Linked DNA regions of Homo sapiens: region 2 is linked to region 1. The links are chromatin loops, found by intact Hi-C in ENCODE. Cell type or tissue: IMR-90. All regions are shown on one strand. Each heading gives the region's core, and the rest is flanking DNA. Links, peaks and the distances in the headings are about the cores only. Region 1 overlaps ADAMTS12 (ADAM metallopeptidase with thrombospondin type 1 motif 12). Region 2 overlaps ADAMTS12 (ADAM metallopeptidase with thrombospondin type 1 motif 12).

Region 1 (5,381 bases), core at 144-5,143:
AGGGCATGGCTCCTTATCCTGGCATCAGATGTGTGAGACCACACACGTATGCACACATGCATGCACATGCACATACACATACACATAGTTTCTTCTGAAATGTGGTATTTGGTTAAAAAGACTCCACATGCATTTGAGTAGTGTCAAATACATCAGGGCTGTTATTCTAAGTTCAGGACCTAGCATTTCAGCTAAACTCAGCCCAGTGGGGGCTGTGCGTAGTGTGTGTGTGTGTGTATGGAGAATGTGTGTGTGTTTGCCTATATGTGTGTGTGTTTATGTGTGTGTGAAGGAGTGTGTGTTGATGCGTGGGGTGTACATGTGTGTTTAAACATTCGTCACGTCACACACTGTCAGCTCCAGGATGTAAAGATGGCTTGCTCAGCTGTGATGACTCAGGGATTTATGGAAGTTCTACCTGTTCTCTTTAAATGCAGCATGTTGAAAGCCTGAGGTATTCTCTCAGTCAACAGAGAGGTTAAACTCTTTGTTTAACCTAACTAGCAAGGGAGTCCAAACACCTCCGAACGAAAGGCTTTCCCTTGCTGGATAAGTTGTGCTAAGAATAGAGTCAATGTCAACCCCACCAGCAGCTGACCAGCACCCTGGCTGCATTTCTTAGGGAATTACTACTGCTAAATTGACACCAGAAAGGGCAGAGGGCTCATTTTCTGTAAAGCATCTTCTCCCCACGCCATCCTCTCAAAGACATTGCACGGGAAACCAGCCTTCGTGCCAGCTCCTCCAGAACACTGGCCTTGGCTCTTCAGCTCCTTCCTAATAGGATCAGCTGTGCTGAGGGCTTGAGGACTGGCTCCGTCCTTCCTCAGCCAGGACAGTGCTGCGATGTGGAAACTGACCAACATAGCGAGTTTCCCATGGCACTGATGTTGATGTGCAGAAGACAGGCATTGCAAATGCAGGTCTGTTAGGAAGATCAATTTTGATACAGTATCTGCAAGTAGGGAACATTCCTAACCAAAGGATAGGGCAGGTGACCCATGACATGAGAGGTGAAAGCCGAAAGCCATTTCTCATTAGCTCTTCATGGGGCTTCAGAACTCTTTTGGTCTCATTTCCCCTGGAATATGCAGGAGGCATCAAAGACACTTAATTTGCATACCTTCATTTCTTGAGAACAGTTCCAGCCTAAAGCGGCTATTAGCATTGGAAAAGCTCACCTGATTGGCAAGATTCTGTACTTTATGCCTGAGTAACCAAACAAACAAAAAAAAAATCAAAGGGCAGTCCCAACGGCCACAGAGCAGTAGTTTTTCCACTCTCGCTCCTGGTTTGGAGAAGGGTATTTATCAGGGGCTGGTTAGAGGTCAGGGTTATGGCCTTCTAAGATGGGGAGGCCATTACCAAAGACCCCAGGTAGCCCCATCCCACACACTTTCCACTAGTGCCTATATTGGGATGAATCTTCTGGCAATCTTCCTTAAAACTTCAAGAGACCTCTTTAAGATTCTGTAGTTGGGTGAGCCTGTCTGTGCCCAGGGTAGCCTGAAGTTAAGGTGAGGGCTTAACAGTGGTACCAGGCAGTTTGGATCCCAACTAGCTAGCTGTCCTTGGGCAAATGACTACTTTCCTACTACTGTTACTTCTTGTTTCTATTTTCTCCTCTGTAAACTGTGGGTAATGAAAATGTTGCGCAAAGGTAGGGTGGGTGAGTGACAGCTACAGGCTCACTGTTCCTGAAAACTGCAATTCGAAATTCCACAGCCCCCTGAAAATAAAAAGTCTTTCAGTGAATGTTCAGCAAACTCCCTTGGTGGCAAAACTGACTTGAATTAACATGAGGCTATTTATGATATTTTGTAAATCTCAGTTAGTGAGACTAGTTGTACATTTTACTGTAGAAATATCCATGTGTTTGATTTCAGAGTACTACCCTGAAAATACCCAGGTATTTGGAAGCATAGAATATATGAATTAAATGACTTTTTTAAAAAATTGTGGTAAAATACATATAACACAACATTTACTATCTTGACCACTTTTAAGGGTACAGTTCAATAGTGTTTGTATATTCACATTGTTGTGCAACCAATCTCCAGAATTCTTTTTACTTATTAAACTGAAACTCTGTACCTATCAGACAACTCCCCGTTTTCCCCTTTCCCCAGCCCCTGGCAACCACCATTTGACTTTCCAAATTTCTTTTAGAATTGCAAAAATTCCAAATTCCAAAACACATCTGGCCTCACAAGCATTTCAGATAAGGGATTGGGAAACTTAATTAGGGAAGGGGAATGCCTAACATTTGATAGAGTCACCACCTTTCGAGATGATCCTGGAAGAGGGAGTTCTTCCAATCTTACAGGGGCCTGTCAACCACAGCACACTGCTTCCCAACATCGATGCCCTTTTGTAAAAGATGGCACAGTAACAAGAACAAGGGCCATTAGATTCTGACCAGAGCAAACAGAACGCAGGTACTTGCATGGGATGTTTGATACCTTCCCCTTCTTTTCTGTCATTCCCTTGATCTCAGTTTTTCTCAGTAAGTAGAAGTGCACATGTTGGCAGCTGGTTCTGGCATCTACTTTTTATTTCCATTCCAGGGACCATGATGGAGGATGCTTTTACAGTGAAAAGGCATGAAAACCTTTATGCAGACTGAACTCATGGGGAAGATGCTGACAGTCTGTTTAGAACTTGCTGGAAGCCATTGAAGGCCAGATTTATCCATTTTGCAGAACTCTCTAGGAATCTTCAGAAAAGCAGTAGGGCTTACCCTGCTGTTCCCCAGCAGATCACAGTATGGAGACCGGTTCTGAGTCATGCTCCCTATAACTGGAATAACACAGGGAATTCTTCACATGTTTCATAATGTGTGTGAGTGAAAGGACAACCCAGACTTGTTATTGAAAAACCCGACAGTGGTCAGGCATCATTATTGGAATGTCTTCTCCACACTGCCCATTCTGTAAACATCCTGGGGAAATGTCGAGGTTACTTTCTGTGTGAGGCTTGTGCTTTCTTTTCCTGTTTGTAAATACCAGGGATGAAAGTGGATGCCTTCAGAATTGGAAGCCCATGAACACAAAAATTCTGCAGAATACAAAACCCTCTGATGGACCACTCCTGATAAATATAAAATAACCTTAGTACCAGAACTTCTACTTTTGGGTTATGGAAAATATGCCAAGAATTTTATGTTTTAAAAACAAACTACAGGCTGGGCGTGGTGGCTCACGCCTGTAATCTCAGCATTTTGGGAGGCCAAGCCAGGTGGATCAACTGAGGTCAGGAGTTCGAGACCAGCCTGGCCAATATGGTGAAACCCCATCACTACTAAAAATACAAAAATTAGCCAGGCATGGTGGTATACGCATGTGTTCCCAGCTACTTGGGAGGCTGAGGCAGGAGAATTGCTTGAACCCGGGAGGCAGAGTTTGCAGTGAGCCGAGATCGCACCGTTGCACCACAGCCTGGGTGACAAGAGTGAGACTCTGTGTCAAAAAAAAAGAAAAAAAAAAAACAGCAAAAAAAGAATACAGTTGTTCGGATGCCTTTATTATCATCATTACCATTTTAAAAGCTCTAAGAATCCTTTATTCTCAAAGAAAACAACACTAAATGTTGTTTAGTGTTTAACACTTTTAATGTTATCTGGCCCTGGAAAAATCAAACAAATGATCAGTTTCCAACATCATCAATCAACATGGAACATTTCAGATTCATAGTGACCAGGATGTTCCTGGGCACCAGAGGTTTGGAGCCAGCAATAGAAGAGGTTTCCTTTCCTTAGTGGCAGTTCTACCACTGTCCTGAGCATTTCATGGTCCGTGCTGGACATTCATTGACCTTTCCAGCAGCTTGAAGCTAAGGTGTACTTCCCCGATTAGGCCATTAGGTAGCTGGGACCTCAGGAAAAGCAAGAAAACAGTTGTGGGGTCAGGGGGCAGTTGGGATCAAGACCAGAAATTGGTCTAGTGTCTAGATGAGGGGCCAGGCAACTACAGTCCATAAGCCAAATTCAGCGTGCCATCTGTTTTGTACAGCCTGATAGCTAGGAATGGATTTTACATTTTTAAGTGGTTACATTTTAGATGGGTATATAAGTACTCATATAATATCCTCGATTTTACCTTTCATCCTGCAAATTATACAAGATAGCAAAAACATTTACTATCTGGCCCTTTAATAGTGATAAAAACTTGCTGATCCCTGGTCTAGACCATTGGTTCTCAAAGTTTAGTCCCCGGACCAGCAGCATCAGCATCACCCTGGAACTTATAAGAAATGCAAATCTACAGGACCCACCCTAGCTTTATTGAATCGAAAACCCTAGGGTGGGGCACAGTATCTGCATTTTAACTTTGGAGAGCTATTTCTTTATTCCTTCAGAAAAGAAGACCCGGGGCAAATTACTTAACCTCTTTGTGCTGGATTTTCTTCATCAGTAAGGGTTGGGAGAATTTAACAGCTGAAACATGTAAAACTTATTAAGGTAAATGCCCAATGTATATTAGTTATTGTTATCTCAAATGTACTATTATTTAAAAAAGCATTTTATTAGGCTTAGGTTAAAAATCAAAAGACTTTACCAGACATCTGAAATTCTAGCAAGAATCATTAAGGTACATGCAAGGTATCTTGCAGTAAGGTATGTCCGGGTGGGAATCAGAAGTGCTGGTCTAGAAATTTGAGAGCCAAAGAGTTACAGACCCTGTCAGGGTGGCCCACAAGCTCCTCCTTCAGCCAGGCTCTGGAACATTTCCCAAGCCCTGAGCAGACACCCCAGTTGATGTTTCTTCCAGTGGAACACTCAGCCTCCTCCCCCACCCACCGTTTTGGCTATAGCCCCTTCCTCTCAGGCCTTTGGTGTTGTCATCCTTTGCTGCAGCTTCTCACTTCCTTGCTAACCTGGAGCATAAGTACTCATACTTTATTCGTGAATCATTTGGGGCAATCAGGATAGTAAAATTCATTCTCAGGGGACTGGGTCTTTGTTAGGAATTTTAGAAGCTATATTATGTTTAGCACAGTAAATTAAATGTGGAAAACATGTTAGCTGTCTTCCTTGTTATAATTTTTTTAATTCACAATTGTGACTTAAAAACCTGGGGTAACTACAACTCCAGCTGGTTAACATCAAGAGAAGCTGCAAATTATTTTGGACAGCAATGATTTCTGCTAATGTTACTGCTCTTCTTCAGGTACTTCACGTTTTTTTCTTCTGGTGCTATTATTCTTGAAGTCAGGCTTTGCAGAGCTGTGTCCTCACCTCTGACCTAGGCAGCTTTTGTTCCAAAGAACCAGAAGTGACAGGGTATGACCACTTCTCCTGAGAGGCAGAGTGGGGTTTGGTCTCTAGCTGCGAACAGGAGAAGCAAGGAACACGTTCCTGCTTTTAGAATGGAGGAAAGGAA
Region 2 (5,381 bases), core at 261-5,260, 52 kb before region 1:
TTTGGAAGGATATCTGGGGTATCTCAAGGAACCACAGACAGACTTAACAACTAAGACTCAGAAATTTCAGGGACCAAAGAAACAAGCATTCATGGACATTTTCTCTAGAGAATTTCCATTAAAGTGGCTTAGCTGCCTATTATATAGGTCACTGCATAGAAGTACAAATTTCTAATTCCCAGGTGATAAAAATCTGATTGGCTTGGATAAACACTTTTCCTAGTTCTTTTTTTATTTAGTAGTCCTTGTTTTTGTTAAAAAAAATTTTTAAGGCATCTAGGCACAGCAAGGATATATGTATAAGGGATTAATAAAATATATCTTACAGGAATTTAGAGCTGAAAGAGATTGAGACCAACTCCCTTATTTTACAGTTGGAGATTCAGAAAAGTTTAGGTGACTTGCCTAGCATTACAGAGCATATTAATATCAGGGTCAGGTTGAGAATCTCAAAATTCCCAGTACCTCATATTGCCCAGGATGTTTTCATTGGAGACTTTTATATTTTAAGCCTGAACATCCAACTCAATAACTACCAGACATCTAATTCTTGCTGAGAGTCAAGAGGTACTGGCCAGCCATGCTGCTGTGCATGTGAGTAGCTGTGACCTGGGTGGGGTAAGAAATCAGGTGTGGAGCTTAGCTCAGAGGCCTTGTCCTCCATCTCCTGGAGTGGTTTTAGATCTGGCTAGATTGCTTTCATCATGAGAGTGTGACCGCATGCTCTGTAGTGGAGGGACTGGGAATCACCATGCAACCCTCTGACCAATGTTAACATCACTAAATGTGCAAGAACCAGACATTAGGGGTTTCTCCTGTGGGATGCAACAGGAAGAACACAGCACCACCTATTCAGTATTCTTACATATACACATATACATGTAGCTGATGTCTGCACCTTAGCCATATATATATCAACATGCATATATATATATATATATATATATATATGTTTGTATGTCAAGCTAGAAGTTTGATTAGAGTCAAGTATATGTGTGTTTGTGTGTATACCTGAATCTCTATGTGCACACATGTGCGTGTGTGTACACACACACACACTTTAATAAAGCCTTTAGCTCTGTTGACCAATTTACAGGAGAAAAAGGTTAAAGGAGAAAGCAACAGACAAATCCATATGTGGGACATTCTTTTTTCTTTTTTCTTTTTTTTTTTTTTTTGAGATGGAGTCTTGCTCTGTCACCCAGGCTGGAGGAGTGCAGTGGCACGATCTCGGCTGTCTGCAACCTCCGCCTCCTGGGTTCAAGCGATTCTTCTGCCTCAGCCTTCCGAATAGCTGGGACTACAGGCATGCGCCACCATGCCCAGCTAATTTTTGTATTTTTAGTAGAGACGGGGTTTCACCACATTGGCCAGGATAGTCTTGATCTCTTGACCTTGTGTTCCATCCACCTTGGCCTCCCAAAGTGCTGGGATTACAGGCGTGAGCCACCGCGCCCGGCCAGATGTGGGACATTCTAAAGGACAATCAACTGGTTTCTGCAATTAGCCAATGGCAGGAAAAAAAGGGAGATGGAACTGCTCTAAAAGAAAACAGACTTAAGGATAAAACAACTAAATACTATGTGTGGACTCTGGCCGCACCTGATTCGAATGGATGAACTGTAAAGAGACTTTTTTTTTAAAGAGCACTACAAAATTTGATAATCTATTAGATAACACCCAGGAATTGTTCTATAACCTTGTTAGGTGTGATAATAATATTGTGGTTATGTTTGAAAAGGTCCGTAATTTTAAGGATTCATAGTGTAGTCTCGGGGTGAAATGACATGAGATAGCGGATTTGCTTTAAGATACTTTGGCAATCAACACTGTTGTATTCTTAGGCAAAGTAAATCCATGAGAGGCAGGCTTGAACTGTCCATTTAGAAAGAAGAGGCTGCAGACCACATGGCGCTTCCATGCCAAGAACGAACTTGAGAGCACTGTGGGGAAATGGACTTTCCCCTGTGTTTGTTCATTTGTCAGGGACACTAAGTAATTTCAAAATTAAAGAAAAGCCAGCCACAGCTCTGAAGTGCCAAGGACTGTCAAGAACGCTGTGTGTGTTTCTATCAAAGCACTGATGTTGCTAACACATTCATCATTTATTTTTAAACCTGCTGGGACTGCTGTTGAGGTACTCTACGCAGCCACTAGCCATTTTCCTCCTTGGGCAGGGTTATTAGCTTCTGCTTTCCTCCAGAGAGACCAATGAGGGAAGTGCAGAAACCTCCCTTGGCTTTTCTCTGACAGAATAAAGAAGAGACCCTGAGAGCGGTCTAGAGACCCTAAAAGCAGACTGTGTATTAAGCAGTGAGGCATGGACAATGGTGGCTGTTCCATCTCCAACCTCTCCTTGGAGATGGCTCACTCTCAGCCCTGGGGGAGGCCATGTGTGGGCAGCATCTGCTGCTGGAGTTTCATTGGCAGCTGTATTTGTGTCCCTATTTCATAGACATCCATGGTGGGACAGCAGCTGGTTCTCTGGGTCTTTGAGGCCTTGGGCCTGGGACACAGCAGCCGTCAGGCTCTCTCCTTGCTGAGTGTGTGTGAGAGACCTTTCTGTCCCCTAGGGAATTCACACAATGTCCACAGCCTATGAAACCTCCCGTGTTCTCATAGATCCCAATCATGACTCAGAGAGGAAAATCATGCTTTGATGTACAGAATCCGTGTGATCCTGAGTATGTGGATGTGGTTCAGATTTCTGTACCCTGACTCACATTTTTGGCCAGCTGGGATTTCACTGTTAGGGAGATTCTTAGACTCCTGGGAAGGGAAGAACCTCTGCTGAGCACTGTGGAAAAATTGCTGTGGGAACAGCCAGAAGATGTGGAGGAAACTCAGTTTCTGCATCTGAACGAAAGAGGATGGGATACCTGCCCAGCCCCTTTTTACAGAGTTATGGGAAGAACAAAGGTGAATGTGTGCGCATGTGCTTTAGTAACTGCCAAGTGGTCTACAGGTGGAAAGTAGGGTTTTTGGTAATAGGTTTGCTTATGGTGAAAGCCACTTCCTCCTGTTGAATAGCCCGTCTCTTTCTCAAGGCTATAATCCAAGGATCCTTTCATGACTGCAGAAATTCAAAATAGCTTCCTGGTGCACCTGCTTCCAGTGTTTCTCTTCATCATGCCCTATTCCTTTCCTCGCCAACTCACTTGAATTCCTGGGAAAATGAGATTCTGTGGAACTATCAAGAAGAGAAAGACAACATTTGCTTTTTGTGTGCACCTGAACCTGGCATATTTTAGCAGTCCTACCTTTTCTCTCTCCCCTTCTTTTCTCTCTCTTCCCATCTCCTCCCCTTACCTTCCTTTCCCTTCCCATCCCTCCCCTCTTTCGTTCCCTCTTGGTACATTTGCCTATGATTCCAGTGAGTTGTTATGAAATTTAATTAAATTTCTCACCTTGAACTTCTGCGTATTTATTGGACAGGCAAAAAAAAAGAGAGAGAGAAAAAAGACTGTTAATGTACCTCCTTTAGTTGAAGTTGCTTGTTTCAGTTAGAGGACATACATTATTTCATGGTTTGAAAAGTGACAGGAACCCCTACTGGCTGTTCAGAAGGAGCCATCTGTGGACAGGCGTCCATATTCCAGAGCAAGACTGTAGTTCGAGGGGCTGGCCATGCTTCACATTCACAGGTGACCAAGGCAGGGCAAGGGAGCCCATCTGTGCTGGAACTCACTGGCATCCTTAAAAGTTCATTATGGTGGGTGGCTAAGTGTTGCCATTTCCCTCCCGTTTGAGTGAGGCTGTGCCCTTCCTGGTGGCAGGGTCTATGGTATGTTTGTCTTCAATTATCTGGCACCCAGAACATTCCCTCACACATGGTAGATGCTCAGTAAATGTGTGGAAGAGTCACGAGAAAACAGCTCCATTTCCTATCGTGCTTTACTTTGCCTCTGTAAAGTGTTGAAGAAATATCACGCTCTTTTCTGTATGGGAAACTGTTCTGTAACCAGTCATGTCTGAGAGACCCCCAAGGATGGGACATTGAGGAGGTGGGGGCAGTGGGGATGTGGGCAGCTGGTGTGGAAATCAGGGTAGGCCTTTTTAAAAATGGCCTGCTATGGACAGGTAGCCCATAGACTTCAAGCCACTCAATTCCTGCAGCCTCTGTGCCAGCATGTGGCTCCCACCAGGAGCATGGCTCCAATCGCTGATGTCACTGCCAAACCTACCCCATATACTTGGCAACTAAAGTCCTCATAGTCGCCTTCTTCTCTCAAGAAACATGTTCTCGTGATGAATATGTCTTCATAGAAATGCTGAAGGTTTTGTCCACAAATGCTGGAAAATATTAGGAATTTCAAGCAATTTGCTAGGCAGATTTAGGAATGTTTTTGACATTCGAAAAGTGGACAGTGGCCCTGCAATGGATGGTTGCCTTAATTTTCTTGAAGCTCCATGTTCTCCCATCTACAAACCTGTCTTTCTTCTAACAACCGTAGGAAGCTTTAGCCTTTACATCAGCAATCTGATCTTTTTCAGGGGTAAACCTGACAATCAGTAAAATAAATCAATAGGAGGTGACTACAAATGCTTTTTTTTTTCATATTTCCTACCTTCTTCCAAGAATGGAAAAACTCCCACTGAGTAAAGAATGACAATGTGCTTCAGGTTGGGGGGTATAGTCTTATAATCACTGAATTGGAAAGAGCTAAAGGACTTTTCAGCCATAGAGGACCACATCTAGGCATCCACTTAGGTTATTTCATGACTAATATGTAGAACGAGTATGATTTGGTCCTAACTGTAACAAAATGAGTAGCCCTTTGCTATTGATATAAGAGGGGGATCCCTTCTGATGGACCAGAATCCCCACCAAAGGCAGGGGAATTGGGAATCTTAATTGTTGGTTTAATTTATTAGGATTGGGAAGGTACTTGCTATCCCTAGTGTCTGGCACTGACAGGGGACTGGGGAGATGTGAATAAAAGGTCAGAAAATAGTTTTTCGTAGAGTAATATTTATCCCACGTTGCACTGCCACAGTGCTGAAAGTTCCTACTGTTGCAGACATGGGCTGTGCTTGTTAAACTTACCTGGTCACAAGAATCACTGCTTTGCTTATTGAAAACAGACTCCTAGGACCCAATCTATCAAGAGAAGAGGTTCTCAGGGGTAATATGCTTGGGAGGCAATGCATATCAGAATCATTTGGGGAACATTTGCAAAGTACGTACAGCCTCCTGATAATAGATGGTATTCTTCAACTTCTAATATTTATTCCACGGAGGAGGAAGTCTATGTGTGTTAAAAAAAAAAAAGCTTCTTAGATGATTTTAATATGCTGCCTTCTGTCCTCTTCTCTTTCCCTCCCCATCTCTGCCCTTTACCCTTGTTGGAAAACCATTAAACCCAAAGAAAGGAAATTAT

The links. A loop is a pair of places that touch in the nucleus more often than their neighbours do. Peaks named below come from ENCODE experiments on the same cell type or tissue, not always from the same donor. Only the 100,000 strongest peaks of a DNase experiment are listed, where the experiment ranks them.
Region 2: a loop joins it to region 1, with 4 times the contacts of the local background. A loop is called at or near these places in 1 of 110 quality-filtered maps.

What each region holds. Positions count from the first base shown.
Region 1 is chr5:33,734,164-33,739,544 of GRCh38, reverse strand. All of the region lies in intron 3 of ADAMTS12 (ADAM metallopeptidase with thrombospondin type 1 motif 12), which reads left to right. Among named protein-coding and RNA genes, the nearest start is that of ADAMTS12, 160 kb to the left of the region's middle. In IMR-90, for the core only: no CTCF peak of the experiment used is centred there; a DNase peak (open chromatin) is centred at 2,854; H3K27ac peaks cover 668 bases.
Region 2 is chr5:33,786,353-33,791,733 of GRCh38, reverse strand. The region is part of intron 2 of ADAMTS12 (ADAM metallopeptidase with thrombospondin type 1 motif 12); the gene reads left to right. Among named protein-coding and RNA genes, the nearest start is that of ADAMTS12, 100 kb to the left of the region's middle. RefSeq lists an enhancer at 2,320-3,519. In IMR-90, for the core only: no CTCF peak of the experiment used is centred there; a DNase peak (open chromatin) is centred at 2,653; H3K27ac peaks cover 724 bases.